Regions from separate parts of the Homo sapiens genome. Here region 1 is linked to region 2. Evidence: read pairs that join two places in POLR2A ChIA-PET (ENCODE). Cell type or tissue: OCI-LY7. All regions are shown on one strand. Each heading gives the region's core, and the rest is flanking DNA. Links, peaks and the distances in the headings are about the cores only. Region 1 overlaps PRKCE (protein kinase C epsilon). Region 2 overlaps PRKCE (protein kinase C epsilon).

Evidence for each region. ChIA-PET counts read pairs that join two places held together with the same protein. Peaks named below come from ENCODE experiments on the same cell type or tissue, not always from the same donor. Only the 100,000 strongest peaks of a DNase experiment are listed, where the experiment ranks them.
Region 1: POLR2A ChIA-PET joins it to region 2 with 9 read pairs; 1 of 35 experiments calls an interaction of 5 or more read pairs at or near these places.

What each region holds. Positions count from the first base shown.
Region 1 is chr2:45,886,095-45,893,714 of GRCh38, reverse strand. The region is part of intron 2 of PRKCE (protein kinase C epsilon); the gene reads right to left. Among named protein-coding and RNA genes, the nearest start is that of PRKCE-AS1, 210 kb to the right of the region's middle. RefSeq lists an enhancer at 3,219-3,368. In OCI-LY7, for the core only: no CTCF peak of the experiment used is centred there; a DNase peak (open chromatin) is centred at 4,444.
Region 2 is chr2:45,687,480-45,695,099 of GRCh38, reverse strand. All of the region lies in intron 1 of PRKCE (protein kinase C epsilon), which reads right to left. Among named protein-coding and RNA genes, the nearest start is that of PRKCE-AS1, 16 kb to the right of the region's middle. In OCI-LY7, for the core only: no CTCF peak of the experiment used is centred there; a DNase peak (open chromatin) is centred at 3,279; H3K4me3 peaks cover 563 bases.

The sequences.
Region 1 (7,620 bases), core at 3,086-5,585, 200 kb before region 2:
AGGTGGGAAGAGCGGGGCACTGGGGGAGGCCCCAAGCAGAAAGACATGAGCCAGGCTGGGCTTGGTGGCTCATGCCTGTAATCCCAGCACTTTGGGAGGCTGAGGCGGGCGGATTGCCTGAGGTCAGGAGACCAGCCTGGCCAACATGGTGAAACTCTGTCTCTGCTAAAAATACAAAAATTAGCTGGGTGTGGTGGCGGGTGCCTGTAATCCCAGCTACTCAGGAGGCTGAGGCAGGAGAATTGCCTGAACCCAGGAGGCAGAGGTTGCAGTGAGCCGAGATTGCGCCACTGCACTCCAGCTTGGGCGAGAGGGCAAGAGGTCAAGAGGGTGAGACCTCATCTCAAAAAAAAAAAAAAAAGAAAAGAAAAGAAAAGACATGAGCCAGGCTGTGCTGTGGGAGATGATCCTGAGGAACAGCCTCTCCCTGTGAGTCCATCACATTGACCCTGCCGGACTGCAGTCATTTTCACAGGTCATGCCCTTCTATCACCAAATCTCCCCAAGTTCTCTGAAGGAACAGGCCACTTCTTTCCACCAAACTACTCAACTGAGCGCTGCATGTGCTCTGACCCTTCCTAACTTTCCCTTCTCATTCTTCTGCATGTGAACTTTGCTGTGAATATGGCCTGCAGGGTTCTGTGAGGGTCGCAAACAGTCAGCCCATCTTGGAGAGCCCCTTTCAACACTTCTCTGTGCAGCGGAATGAGGCAATGGGAAAGTGGGCAGGAGGCCCAGGCTGACTTTCACGGTGAATTCCCTGAGCCCCGTGGAGATGCTGCCCTTGAGAAGTCATCAATCAACAGCAACCCCGGGGGGTACATTACTGACTGCTGCACATTTCTGGTCGCTCTTTCTGCAAACAGAAGGGTACATATCAAAGTTCTATACTGGTGCAGGCTGTAAGGACAATCTATTTGCTATCAGTGTGTGTCGGGTAAATCCATATCCCATTAGGCCAATTTTGCTCAAGCATATGCCACTTTCACTTTTATTTATACAGACACATTCTTGAGTCTCTGGCAAACGATGCTACATTTGCTTCTGGGCCACCGCCAGGGCAGCCTTTAAAACCAGGTGGGCACTCAGTACACCTGGGAAGCATACAACCAAGGCAACTCCATTTGGTCTGTAACACAAACAGAGCACAAACTTAACCACACTGCCTTTCCAAAGGCACTTGTCCCCCTCCTCCCTCACTCCAGCTTGCCTGAGTCCTCAAGTCCTCAGCTTGTCAACACTCAACGTATGATTTATGCACTTCACTTTTCCTGTTCCTAGTTATTTTTTTCTTCTGCTCTCTTATGAAAAAAAAAGAAAGTATCAAATACCTAGTGAGCCCCGTTCATCCAGCACTGTGTTAAGCAATAAGAGAAATACAAAGAACAGCTGAATGCTGTCCAGTGGCTTCATCCATCTAAGTGGACAGGCATGGGACATGAAAGGGCTTACTGAGCAATGCACACTTGGGCCATGGGAGCTCAAAAAAGCTGTCACCTCTCTCTGGGGAGGTCAGCAGAACCTGAGTGGAACAGATTTTGTTGGGCAGAGAGACGGGCAAGCCTTCTGGAAAACAGAACCATTGAAAAGCAATCGTGGAGATGGTAAGGTACAGGGCATTTGGGGACCTGCTTACATGGAGAGAAGCTGGAAACAGAAGCCAGGTGTCAACTGTGGAGAGCAGGGCCAAGGTAAGCAGGTGGCCTTTGCCTTCCAACAGGAAGATATTAGATTTGAGCCACCGTGTTGTTTTGCTTAACAGGAATGCTGCGGCAGCACTGTGTAGGAAGACGTGGGGACGGGAGCCACTGAAAGCAGCAAGTCTGTACAAGAGATTCTGAGGCACCTGACAGTGAGGAGCACCTGGGCTAGCGTGGTTGCTATGGGAATAGAAAAGCAAGAACAACAGGTGCACATGGCATTTTTAAGGAGGGCCAAGGCCTTGTGACTGAGAAGAAGGGAGAGGAAGCAGCCCAAGGTAACAGTGATATGCCTAGCGGACATTTGGAGGCTTAGCACTGAAACCCCCACTCTACGTGCGGAAGATCCCCATTGCATGATTGTTGATGGAAGGCAGAGCCCCAGGTCTTCTACAGAAGCCGAAGGAGTCCAACACAATTTTCCTCCCACTGTTTAGGTGTGTGGCCCACCTTGATCACACAGTCCTACCTGGGACTTGGAAACTTGACGGGGTGAAAAGGACACAGGGATGGTTTAGGATTCAGTCCCAGAGAAGGCATTCAGTAGTGATAGCCAGCATCAGGATGGGAGCAATGGTGGCAGCTTTTGTGGTACAACTTGGGCCGACTTTCCTGTGGCATGGCAGGGTGTGCTTTGCCAACAATACACCAGACTGCCCATTTCTTTTTTAGTTATGCAATGGGCTTCCAAAAAGTTCCTTGAGTCAGAATGAACAGCAACCCTAGGGGGTACATTACTGACTGCTGCACATTTCTGGTCGCTCTTTCTGCAAACAGAATGGTACGTATCAAAGTTCTATATTGGTAAAGGCTGTAAGGACAATCTATTTGCTATCAGTGTGTGTCGGGTAAATCTATATCCCATTAGGCCAGCTTTGCTCAAGCACATGCCACTTTCACTTTCCACTGCTGGCTGACAACTGACTAACCACAATATCAAACCCAACCCAATATCTACGCCCTTCCTAAAAGCCCTCATCTTCAAATACTCAGACGACACAGCCTCCAGCTCTGCTGAGCAGACAAAGCAAGCGACTTCATTGAGCACCTAACTTATGTTCCTTTCTGTTAGCCAACATTCCAAGGTCCAACTAGACCATGCGTGCTGTCAGGACAGGGGCCTAACATCTTCTAAATCCACTTCCATTGCATAATTCCACTCTATCCAACAAAATCTGACCTTAACCCATCCCTCAACCAGCATAGTGCCTTGTGCAGGGTAGGCACTCCATATACTTGTAGAGCTATCTGAATTTATTCATTCTAGGCAAAAATCTGAAAAGCCCCTCATGAGTTAAGTACATATTACTATGATGTTTAGAAAGTTTTGAAAAGACCAGGTGTGGTGGCTCACACCTGTAATCCCAGCACTTTGGGAGGCTGAGGCAGGCAGATCACTTGAGGCCAGGAGTTCGAGACCAGCCTGGCCACCATGGTGAAAATCCCATCTCTACTAAAAATATAAAAATTAGCCAGGTGTGGTGGTGGGCGCCTGTAATACCAGCTACTCAGGAGGCTGAGGCACGAGAATTGCTTGAACCTGGGAGGTGACCGTTGCAGTGAGCCGAGATCACACCACCGCAATCCAGTCTGGGAGACAGAGTGAGACTCTGTCTCACACACACAAAAGTTTTGAAAAGATACTGAGAAACAGAAGGAACAGAGAGTACTATGTACTGAAGTATTTCTATGACAGTTTCAAAATAATCCGAGGGAAAGAGGAAATGGGTACAAGTACAGATGAAGCAAGACTGGCCATGGGTAATAACTAAGCTAGGAATAGGTCCATGGGAACTACATTATTCTTTCTGCTTTTGATATTGAAATTGTCCATAATAAAAGCTTGAAAAGATTAAATCATAACTACCAAAATTAAAACGACTATCCTTCAGAGTCTAATCACCAAGGGAGAGGACTCAAATCTCCGGTAATGGTGATAAGTAATTGCTCTGGAACAGACAGTAAGCACTGAGCTCCATGTATTAGAAAAAGCTGGGATTCAGTAATAATGCTAAACCTCCATTTACTAGAGTGCTTTCAGGGAAAAAAGGCACTTCAATAAGGGACTGACCACTGAGGATTTGAGCCTAAAGAGCACAGAAGAGCGAAGGGGTAGTGACTCTATCCTCTGCACGGCTCATGCAGTTGCAGCCCACATGTTAATCTGTGTGGTTAACTGGAGGAGGAGTGCGTGACCTTTGTGTACATATGAAGCTGGTATCAGTCCCAGAATATCAAGCTCACTAAATCAGAACACATAAAAATGGAGGGAGCCACAAGCACGCTCATAATTCTGCAGATACAACTTCTGTAATTCTGCAGCTGCCATTTCCCATTCCTGGGAAGTCTATTTAAGGCATGCCTGACTTCCTATGGGAACACACCTAGTGTTAAGAAGCAGAGGTGTACACTCAGATTTGAGGGCTTCCCCCACCCCACCCCACCCCACCAACAGCCAGTACTGCATTTAAATACTTAAGCAGAAACTTCAAAAAGGATTTGCCTGAGAATGACACACACATGCCACAGACAAACTCTGTTAAGTATTAATGTAGAAAATCAAAATCAGTGGGAGATTTGCTATAAGACACAAGTTCATCGTTGAAGGTGTCCTCTCACCCTCTTCTGCATCATCCAGTTTTTGGAGGGCGCTTATGGACCATTTATGCCTGGTGCAGTTCTCATCACTGTCTCTAGGGCTTTGCTGTCCTGGCTGCAAGTCCTTATAAGGTGGAGTCGGCTTTCTCCCGCCCTCCATACATTTCACGTGGTACCACTGCAGCTGTCAGCTCTCCTGCACTCACACCCCACAGCGTGTTTCCCTCCCCCAACTCGGTATACTCTTAGTCGCTGAGCTCCTGCCCCAGCTGCCCCTATTTTTCTTAAGCTAAATGCAGTTCCTTCTCTGTAACACCATCTGCTTCTATAACAGAGCAACCCAAATGCTATGTGGTCTACAGATAATTAGTATTTTGTTGTAATTTCTAATTATGATCACAGGTTACCTCTTTGGGGGTATCTCAGGATAAGTCTCAGGCCATCTGAATTCCTGAGAGAACCCCACACGGGCTGGTTTTGCTGGTCAAGGTCTCCCCACTTTTGATTCTCCTTGAAGGGCAGAGCACCATCTGTACTTGAGGAAATCTTATCATCTTGACAGTAAACATTCCTGATGGAGGCTATTGAAAAGGTTAACTCCCTGGAAATCAGACAAGCCTTTTCTCCACAGTACTCCCTGGCTTGCTCTTTGGAAGAGTATTTCTGGCCAGGTGCGATGGCTCACACTTATGATCCCAGCACTTTGGGAGGCCAAAGCGGGTGGATCACCAGAGGCCAGGAGTTCGAAACCAGCCTGGCCAACATGGTGAAACCCCCATCTCTACTGAAATTACAAAAATTAGCTAGGCATGGTGGCAGGCACCTGTAATTCCAGCTACTGGGGAGGCTGAGGCAGGAGAATTGCTTGAACCCAGGAGATCGCGCCATTGCAGTCCAGCCTGGGTGACAAGAATGAAACTCCAGCTCAAAAAAAAAAAAAAAAAAAAAAAAGACTGTTGGGAAATACTACTTCTGCATTTTTTAAAGATGAGGCATGAGGCTTTCCAGTGGCCAAATGTTTGGGGAACCCTTGTATGCTGTATCCACATCTAGAGATTCACAACAAACATTAGCATAGTAAAGGCTTGGCAATTAAGACAGCTTCTTAACATATTGTTTCCCCAAATAATACACAGTGAGACTAGAGTTCTCCAGAACTCCTTGGGCTGTTGCAACTACAGCTTAACAAGTTTCAAAGGAGCTAAGCAGGAGCTAGAGGACAAACCCAGCGCCTTTTGCCACTTTTAATTCTTTGCCATCTGTTATATCTGGGATCATCCACACACACATTCCCCAAAATATTCACAACGATTCCATGTTCTGGCTATAACCTCAGTTCTGTTTTCATCTGCTGACTCTGGAAATCTAGGTCCATTTCTAATGATCACAGATCATGGGAGATAACAGTGGATTGGCTTCCAGCATACATTCTATCCTTCTAGTGTGCCCACCTCTCCTATGTGGGCAGAGGATGGGAAGCTAAAGCCAACTCTCAAAGTCCCTGCAGCTGCAGTTCCAGATATGATTTCAGTTGGGCCAGTTAGATGTGCTTTTGTGAAATTTAGAACGCCAAAGTGAGGCAGAGACCACATTTTGGCAGTAGCTGCCATTTGCTCAGCAAGCAAAGTCCAAGAGGCACCTGGTTCTTCTATGACAGTTTTAGCCAATGTTGCAGCATCCAGGTACCAACTTTGTGGGTTCCAGGAGGCAGGACCAGGACATCATTTGCAGATGCTGATCATAGCTGATGTGGCATGGTTCTAGAACCATAAAAGTCATGGCTTCCTGATTGTGGGACCCTCTCAATCATGGCTGTTGCAATGTGGTTCTGGAGAAGTGGCTTCATCTGTAGGAGTGGCAACAGCTTTCTTGGTGGTCTAGTTCTGTAGTGTGGTTCCGGGGTACTTATTCCTGAAACCGCCACCTAGAGACCTTTGTCTTCAGAACTCTTCATAGTTCTATAAGCCATTTAATTCCTTATAATAAATCCCTTCCTCTTGTTTGCTGTGATATATTCTGCTTTCTACAACTGAACCTCGACCTACACCCTAACTCAATCTGTGTTCCAGCAAGGATGATCTAGCTTCTCAGTTTCATCTTGATGGCTGTGGAATTTCAGACACAGATCGCTATCTATTGTCCATCTAGGTAGGAAGCCTTCTGCACGGTTGACTGTGGCCAAAATGCTGAGAGTATAACCTGCAAAGCTGACTTTCTGCAACCAAGCATGTATCCTGGGTCAGGCCCAATGGGAGGCCCTGCCTATCAAGCAGGAACGAGGCTAAAACTTCTGGAGGAGCAACTCTGTTATAAGCCATTACAGATAGACACCATGTAAAAACCCAGGCATCAGAGTTTACAAGAAGGAGCAATACTCCTGGGTTCTAATTCCAGGCCATATTACTTAAACTCTGAGCTTCTGACCCCGTTCTGCCACGTGAGGCTAGTGACATCGTCCACCTCACACAAAGATAGGAAAGAACTTGAGAGTAGACCCGAAAGGTCTTTGGAAAAAACTATTCTAGTGAAGAATGACATTTATTACTACTACTATCATTACTAGCATTCAAGAATCATAATCAAGAAAAGAGGGACCTTTTCCCACACTTTTAAAGGCACTTTCTAAGTCTTTAATACTCATAACTTTTCAGCACATTGGCATTTAAAGAAAAAGGTTTACGAGCTTCATAAAAAATCAGCACTCGAAGTGCAATGCTTCCTTTAGATTATAGCCAAGCATTAGAAAGGTTTGAAAAAGTCATTTGACTTCAGCATTGTCAAGACTCATTGCAGGGTTACTGTTATCACGTCAGCTGTATTTTTGTGCTATTCTCCAAGATGGCTGGACTATTTCCTGTGCCCATGTAGTTAGGTAGTTCTGGGTTTTTACTGTTGCTGTTTATGTTTAAGCAAGCCTGTTGCTTCACTTTTTAATGCAATAGAAGTCAGCATGGCAGGTTTGTTTTACTGCTAGCATTAAAATGCCAAGTCCCCTCTAAGCAAATCCTCTTCACACAATCTCATAGTGTGCTCTAAGATAGCCAGACGGTCATGGGCAGGGGTTCTCAGGAAGAGACAGAACAGGCAGGAAAGCAGACAGCAGCCAGACACAGGCTACGGAGCTCAGAGTGGGAGTGGGTTAGGAATTGGGACAGTTGACAGAGAGGAAATGAGAGTCACCTGGAGCCAGAGCTCCCTGGGCTGAGGACAGTCCTGCAAGCACTTCACCATGCATTCTAAGGCCAAGAACAGAAATGGTCCAGCATGTGAAGCAAGCCCAGAGCCCATGGCCCGGACAGGTAAGAGTTCCACCTGCCAGCAA
Region 2 (7,620 bases), core at 1,753-4,252:
AAAGTTTCCTGACTCAGGAAAAACAGGGAGAAGGAACTGCCACCTTGTATGTGTCTCACAGGGGCAGAGGGCAGGACCAATGCATCTTACATGAGGCAGTTGGCTCTTTATAGCCAAACTGAAGGAGAAGGGAGAGGCAGGTCTCTTTCCAAAACACCGATCTCCTCATGTGATCCCTTCTCTTTAACTTCTAGTAGCTCTCAGCCACTCTCAGGAAAAAGCCCACACTACTCAGCCTGATATTTAAAACCCTCCACATTTCAGGTTTGTCCTACCTGATTACCATCCACCCCCAGATACACTCTCCTGTAGTCTGCCAGTCTTACTGTCTCATGGACACACCACATTGCTTCCAGCATATTGGCCATCCACCCAAGATGCTATTCCATGTCTTACCCATCTATCCAATCCACCCACCATTCGAAGTCTCACTCATGTCCTCCCTGAACCTTTCTCAGCCACTCTAACCAACATTGACTTTGCCTCTCCTTCCTCAACCACACAACTCATTCATATGCATTTCCCAGGGAATTCTTGTCTTGCCCACTAGCATAGGACAGGCTGTTAGTCCCACATAAGTTCCATGAAGACAGGAAACCTGTTCCTCTTGTGTCTGTTAGCACTTAGATGGGGAAGGCCTGGAGTGAAACCTTTGGCACCCAATAAACGTGGCATGGGGTTGAAGTCATATACTCCATGTTCCCTGAACCCATCCTCACTTTTCTGCCCATCATCCATATCCAGATCCAAAAATTCAGATCTAGAGAGAGGCAGGGGCGAGGGCAAAGCATAGTTCTTCCCCTGGATGGTGATGAAGGGAAAATAATTGCTATTTCCAGCTCAGGCTCCTACTGTCGTTTCCTAGATGAGACATTTTACCTGGCTTTAATACTTGACGCTAGAGAAAGCCTATCTAGAATGCCAGAGCTCCCCTTAGTTCTGGAAATGGCCACAAGAAGCTATGGGAAGCTCTTGGAGCTGAGGTGTAAGCCTCTCATCCTCATATCGTTAGGATACAGCAGAAATAAATAACCACAAAATCTGTGTCCACGGGTCAAAAATTCCATCCCCCAGGATTAAGGTGGCTGGAAGAGTGACCCTCACGGATTAAACATTTCCACACGAGTCGGACTTCTTTCACACCACGACTCCCTATCTGTTCCCTAACTTCCCTTAAGTCTCAGTCAAACTTCTCTCCCTGCTATGGATCCTAGGACCTGCCATCTTTTCCAGAATTCGCCTTATCAATGTACTGTCCTCTCTATCTTCCTCCCTAACTAAAAATTCCTTCTCTTTAACCTGCTTCTTCAGATGTCCATGCCTTCTCACTTCTCCTTGCCAAACCTCTCAGGGGTGACGGTCCACCCCGACTGCCTTATTCTACCTCTCCTTAACCTCTTGCAATTTGGATTCTGCCCCAGTCACTTTGTGGAGAGTTTTCTTGAGACCAGCCTCTCAGAGAGAACATCAGCTGTCAGATCCGACAGCCTCCTCATTTTCCATTATTTTCAGCTAGCTCAAGACAGGACCCAGCCCTGCTGGGTGACCATCTCCTCTCGACCTTCCTCCCTGCCCTTCCGGCCTGCACCATCTCCTACCCATGCCTCGGGGCATTCCCTAAACCTGGGCCTTGCCCTGCTTCTCTTCTGTCCACTTTCTCTCCAGGTCACCTCAGCCACCCCCATGGTTCCAACCATCACACTGCCATTCTCACCTCCAGCCCTGGCCTCTCTTCCAGAATGCTAATCTCGAGTTTCTCACTTGGTGCTGGGCATCTACACTGGAGCTTTAATGATCTCAGATTCAACATCTTTACAAGCAAACTTATCTTCCTTTCAAGTTTACTCTCTGCCTGAACCCCCTATCTTGCCTAAATAAAGTCTTCACCTTTCTCCCAATCGGCCCTTTCAGGAAGTCTGAGGGTCGCCTCTGACCTTCTCCCACCCACCCATCCATTGCCACCTCCCACCTACTTCACTCCCCTACCCCGCACTCCTCAGGATCTGTTCCTGACTTCTCATCCCACCACCACTTCCAAGTTCAGGCCTCCTGAGCCACCTTGGCCCCCTGCAGAATCTCTCAGTCAGCCTCAAGTCTCCAGCGTCCAATCCTTCCCTTACACATTGTTACCAGAAGCATCTTCCTTCCCAGGCCAGACCAAAAGTGCATCCATGACATTGCTCAGGTTCAGCTTGAAACACCCTGCACGGCTCACTTCTCTACAACTAAAATTCCACTCATCCCTCGAGCCCACATGCCAGGGCAAACTCACCCACAGAGCATTTAGAATGGACCGATTCTACATCATGTGATAGATGTGTGTTTAGTGTGGGGTGGAGTGGGGTGTGTGTGGGGGTGTGTGTGCATGGGTGTGTGTGTGTGTGTGTGTGTCCTCCCTTGGACTCTTCAGCACAGTGCTCCGGCCCCTTGTAGCACTGATTCCATCATCTTTTCCATCAGTCTCCCTCACTGAATTGGAAGCATCTTGAGGACAAATGGTTTTATGGGTTGAATTGTGTCCCCTAAAAATGTATGTAGAAGTCCTAGCCCTCGGTACTGATGAATGTGACCTGATTTGGAAATATGGCCTTTGCAGAGTAATCAAGTTCAGATGAGGTCATTAGGGTGGGCCCTAATTCAATGACTGTCCTTATAAGAAGAGGAGAAGACAGGGAGAGGAAAAGGGCCCTGTAAAGGCAGAGCAGGGAGCAGAGCGGTGCTAACACAAGCCCAGGAGTACCTGGGGCTACCAGAAGGTGGAAATGACAAGAAAAAACTCCCCGACATGTTTCAGAGGGAACATGGCCCTGCCAACACCTTGATTTAGGACTTCTAGTTTCCAGAAGTAAGAGTCATAAATTTCTGTGCTTGTAATCCACCCAGTTTGTGGTGCTTTGTTATGGCAGTCCTGGGAAACTAAGACAGGTGGGAGCTGCATCTTATTTACCTTTGTAGACTCCTCACTGTCCATAGAGCCCTTAAAACTCATTAACTTCTTGGTGAATTCATGAACAAAAATGAACCATCCACACCAAGAAACTTTTTCCATGAGTGAAGGTTTTTTAAAAAAATAACCTCTGAAGCTTGACTGTTATTATTAACACTGAAACTATCATTTTCCTAAGATAGAACAACGGACACATAGTCAGTAGAACCTCAGAGCGGTGTGTTGTGTCCAGAGAAGGACAAAGATGGGCTGAGTTCTAAGCCACCTGTACCCTCTTCACCTGGCTTCCCATGCCTCATGGAAATGCTGGCAAAGCAGTTGGCTGGGCCTGCAGGTGTCCGCTACAGGAAAGAGTGCCGCCTCCATGCAAAGCTGTGACCTTGTACTCATTAGCACAGGGCTCTGTTCCACTGAGCTAATGACCTCAAATACCAAATACCAGCAGCAGAAATTAGATTCATTAAAGGGGGCGTGGGGAGGGAAGGCTGATAAAAACTGTCTCTCTTCACACACGAAGTGGAGTATAATGATAAGATGCCAATATTGATACTGATGCACTTTCAAGTCAACGAAGCGGATGCCTGAACTGAAAGCCTTTTAGGAATGAATGGACTGGGAAGAACACTACTGAATGTGCCAGACAGTTAGTTATTCTCTTTTCTCTTTCTTGCACAAATGCTAAAAACCAATATATTGAAGGCATTCCAGAAAAACCTTTGATGGACAGAGGGGAAACACTCCCTGAGCCTGCGTCACTCAGTCTGCTGGTGTCCACCAGCTTGGTGGCCATAAATAATTCTCATGAGTCACAGTGAAAATCCACAGTCTCTCTGGAGACACTGCAGACCAGCAACAGGTGCACCCAGCCTGTTCCTCTGAGGAAATCAAATCTGAGGGTGGCAAAATGACTATTCCTGCCACGGAAATGCAAACGGCTCATTCTTCCTTGCACAGATTGTAATGGAGAACCGCCCAGCCCACTGACGGACACAGCTCGCTGGTTTCCAAAGGCCCCATTCTGGCCTGGTTACAGCTTTTAGAACCTTAGTCCTGAAACTTAATGCTCCCCATGTATGTAATTTTAAATAAATCTAATCCTAAGCCATAAGAGAAAGAAATCCAGCGAAGTTCAGGCTTTTCCCATGATGGCTATTTTGAAGCTTTTTGGTAAATATTAAACATAAAACTATTTCCAAAATAAATTTGCAGTGCCCTGACTTTGCTGGCACCCTAAGGTATGTGCTGTATCTGCTTCAGAGTAAGCCAGCATGGCCCATGCCAAGTTGTCCCTAAACTCTGGGAACTCTGGGAGCACCTGGATGGTCTATGATTGCCTTTCCACTGGTGCCCCAGTCCAGCCCTAAAAAAGTACATTGGTCTCTTCACTTCAGATCATTATACAGAGAGGGAAAATCACTCAAACCTTCTACCTCTCAAATTCTACAACTCCCTTTCTTCCAGCTCCCACACGATATACACAGCCTTCTCTTTAAGAGGTTCATCTGTAACCCCAAATGACTTTTTAACATTTAAACATGAAAAACCTCTTACATGTATATATTGCTTTAAAAGGCAGTGCAGTTTTTGTCTCCAATCTGATTTAATCTTTTATCAGTGACCCAGTCACCAACAGGAACAACAATTCTCACACGGGTAAAATTGACAATGCAAGAGGCCTGTCTCCACTGTGAATAAATGTGCTTCCTTCGCCCCCTGCCTCTGCTGACATATGGACCAGTGTTTTCAGCCCCTGCTTTGCACCATACATGTCAGTGGTCAGGGACCAAGAACAAATGGGCCTTTATCCCCCAAGAGAAGCAGCACATGTGATTTGCAACAACTATTTTTTTTCTTACTCAGACATCTCAGACATCTTTTTAACTTAGATGTTACAGTCATAGAAATTTAGAGCTGCAGGGAACTGAAGAGAAGATTTATGAAATAAATGAAGTATTTACCAAGATTCTAGTTCAACTAAGTATTGAACTATGGATTACTACACTGAAGAGTCTTTCAGAAGAAGAAAGCAGATCAATATGAGACTATCATAACAATTTCCAAAATTGGTAAGTAACAAAAGCAAGAAGCAGGATAGTGTGCATGATTTTCCTGTTTGTTTCCAAAAGACATATGCATAAGTTTATAGAATGCACAGAGTATTTCTGGAAGGATATCCAAGGAACTAGTCTCTAGAGAGGGAAGTGGGAGTCTGTGATAAGGGGAAGACAAGCATTTTTTTTTTTTTTTTTTTGAGATGGAGTCTTGCTCTGTCACCCAGCCTGTCACACCAGTGCAGTGGTGTGACTTCTGCTCACTGCAACCTCTGCCTCCCAGGTTCAAGTGATTCTCCTGCCTCCACCTCCCAAGTAGCTGGGACTACAGTCACACACCACCATGCCTGGCTAATCTTTGTATTTTAAGTAGAGACAGGGTTTTACCATGTTGCCCAGGCTGGTCTCAAATGCCTGACCTCCCTCGGCCTCCCAAAGCATTGGAATTACAGAAGTGAGCCACCACACCTGGCTGGAAAACAAACTTTTAAGCATTTACTTTTTCACTGTTTGAATGCTTTGCTATGTATATTTATTAAATTAAATCTTTTCTTAAATATTACAAATATATAAATATATAAAATATATAAAAACAAATAAAGGATAGATTACATTATCAATTTTTAACAAGGGGAGAGACTTTGAAACTGTCTAATACCTTCTTTTCGCCAATAGGAAACAAGGTATAGAGAATGGGATTGGGGGTCGTGGGAGGCCGGACCCCTGGCCATTCAGTTCAGTTCAGTTCTTTCTATTCTTCCACAGCACTTTCTGATTCATGATCACGTTCTGGTTACCCAAGGTTACCTGAAATCTGTTCCCCAGTTAAATAAGGCATCACTGTTCTTTATCTCACTTATATGACATGCTTTCAACTCGGAATCTGTGATCTAGACTTTTTTGTAAGTCAAATTCTATTCCGAATGTGCCACAAGAGCTGTGCTTAAGTCCCTCCCTTCTTGTAAAGCAAATAAGTGATCCCTAACTTAATAGGCTTCTTTAACCCTGCTCTTCTTTTATGAGGTTTGCTTTAAACAAAGCACGCCCCACAGCACATTCATACCTACAACATTTTGTTCATTTTTCCTTGTGTTCTTATGTTCTGGCCACATTAGCTCTAATCTGATTTGAAACATGAGCTCCCAAAAGGCCAACATCAAGTCTCTTATGTTGTGGATGAGCAACCAACGATTTGTGCCTCATACAGGCAATTCAGAAGCTTACTGATAAGAGAGTCTCTGGCTAATGCACATTGATCCAAGGACAAGGAGCACTTGCAGTAGGTGCAATTGATAAAATTATCATAACAAATAATTAGAAAGTGTATCCTTGCAACCCAGATAGGAAGCTTTATTTCAAACCTGTTCTCTGTTCCTTATTTTTCTTGACTTACCAATGCAATAGCTGAAGTGTTACATAAGTCAGGGAGAGTCTAAATACTTGGTCTCTTTCAAGAAACCCACAAAAACAACAGAATCATTTGGTGGTTTAGGCATTCACCATTAACAAAGCCCAGACTGATGCTCAATTCCTTAGGCATAATATATTCATCCAAGTTAAATTCTTTTCATTTTGCTAAATTCTAGCCAGTGCAACTTATAAACTCACAGAATGGTTATTTTATTAGAGTTTGTTTTGGGGTTAAGGGGGAAAAAAAGAAGAAAAACCTAACACAGTATCTTTAAAATAATATTTTAAAGAAGAAAAGTGCTTACAACCAAAGTTTGAACATCCATGAATCTCAGCTTACCCTCTTCTGATATGTACCCCTTTCTAGACAGTTAGCAGCCATGACATCTTACACTAGGGAATTCTTAATTTTTTTAATACTAAAAAAATTTACCTGCCCAGCCATTAATTAATTGAAAATATTTCCTTCTGGCCTCCAACTGCTCAGGGACCTCTCTTAGCAATTTCCTCACCTATAATTATGCTGATGGACTGTGTAACAGGTGGCATCATTATCTGAGTCAAATTAATGTTGGTGTGAACATAATGTTGTCAAATATAAGGGATTCTTATTTGCTGGGTGTCAAGAAAATGGCCCTAGAGAAACTTCTCCCTTGAGACACTGCCAGAGGGCCAGAGCTAGATTCCTAGTGGGGAGGAGCACATCTTCTGGGTGCTAACGCTCCAACTCTGAGGACCCCATACAATAAAGGCCACCAGCCACTCCCATCACACTGGTCTCCAACGTGCTTCCAAACAGAGCACAAAAGCAAGCGAGAACCTAATACCTGGGCTGTCTCTGCCCTGGCATTACAAAGCACAGCGCAACTACCTTATAATTAGGACTCTCCCTTTTTCTGAAATATTGGAATAATGTTCTAAATTTAGAGAATACCTTTCTTCTTTCTAGCAGCCTAGCTTGTTTCTGAGGTGCTCCTATACCAGCCATTTCAAGTGTCAGGAAACTAGAATCCCTATTGCCACCTTACAGATAAGCAAAATGAAACATAGAGTAATGAAAGACATTTAGATGTTACAAGAAATATTCTCAAATATATCTTCACACATAAATATTTCTGTGGGACAACATTTCTGGAAGTGGAATTACTGAGTTCATGGGTATGTGCATTTTTGGATAAAGATTATCAAAACACCCACTGTAGAAGCTGTTCC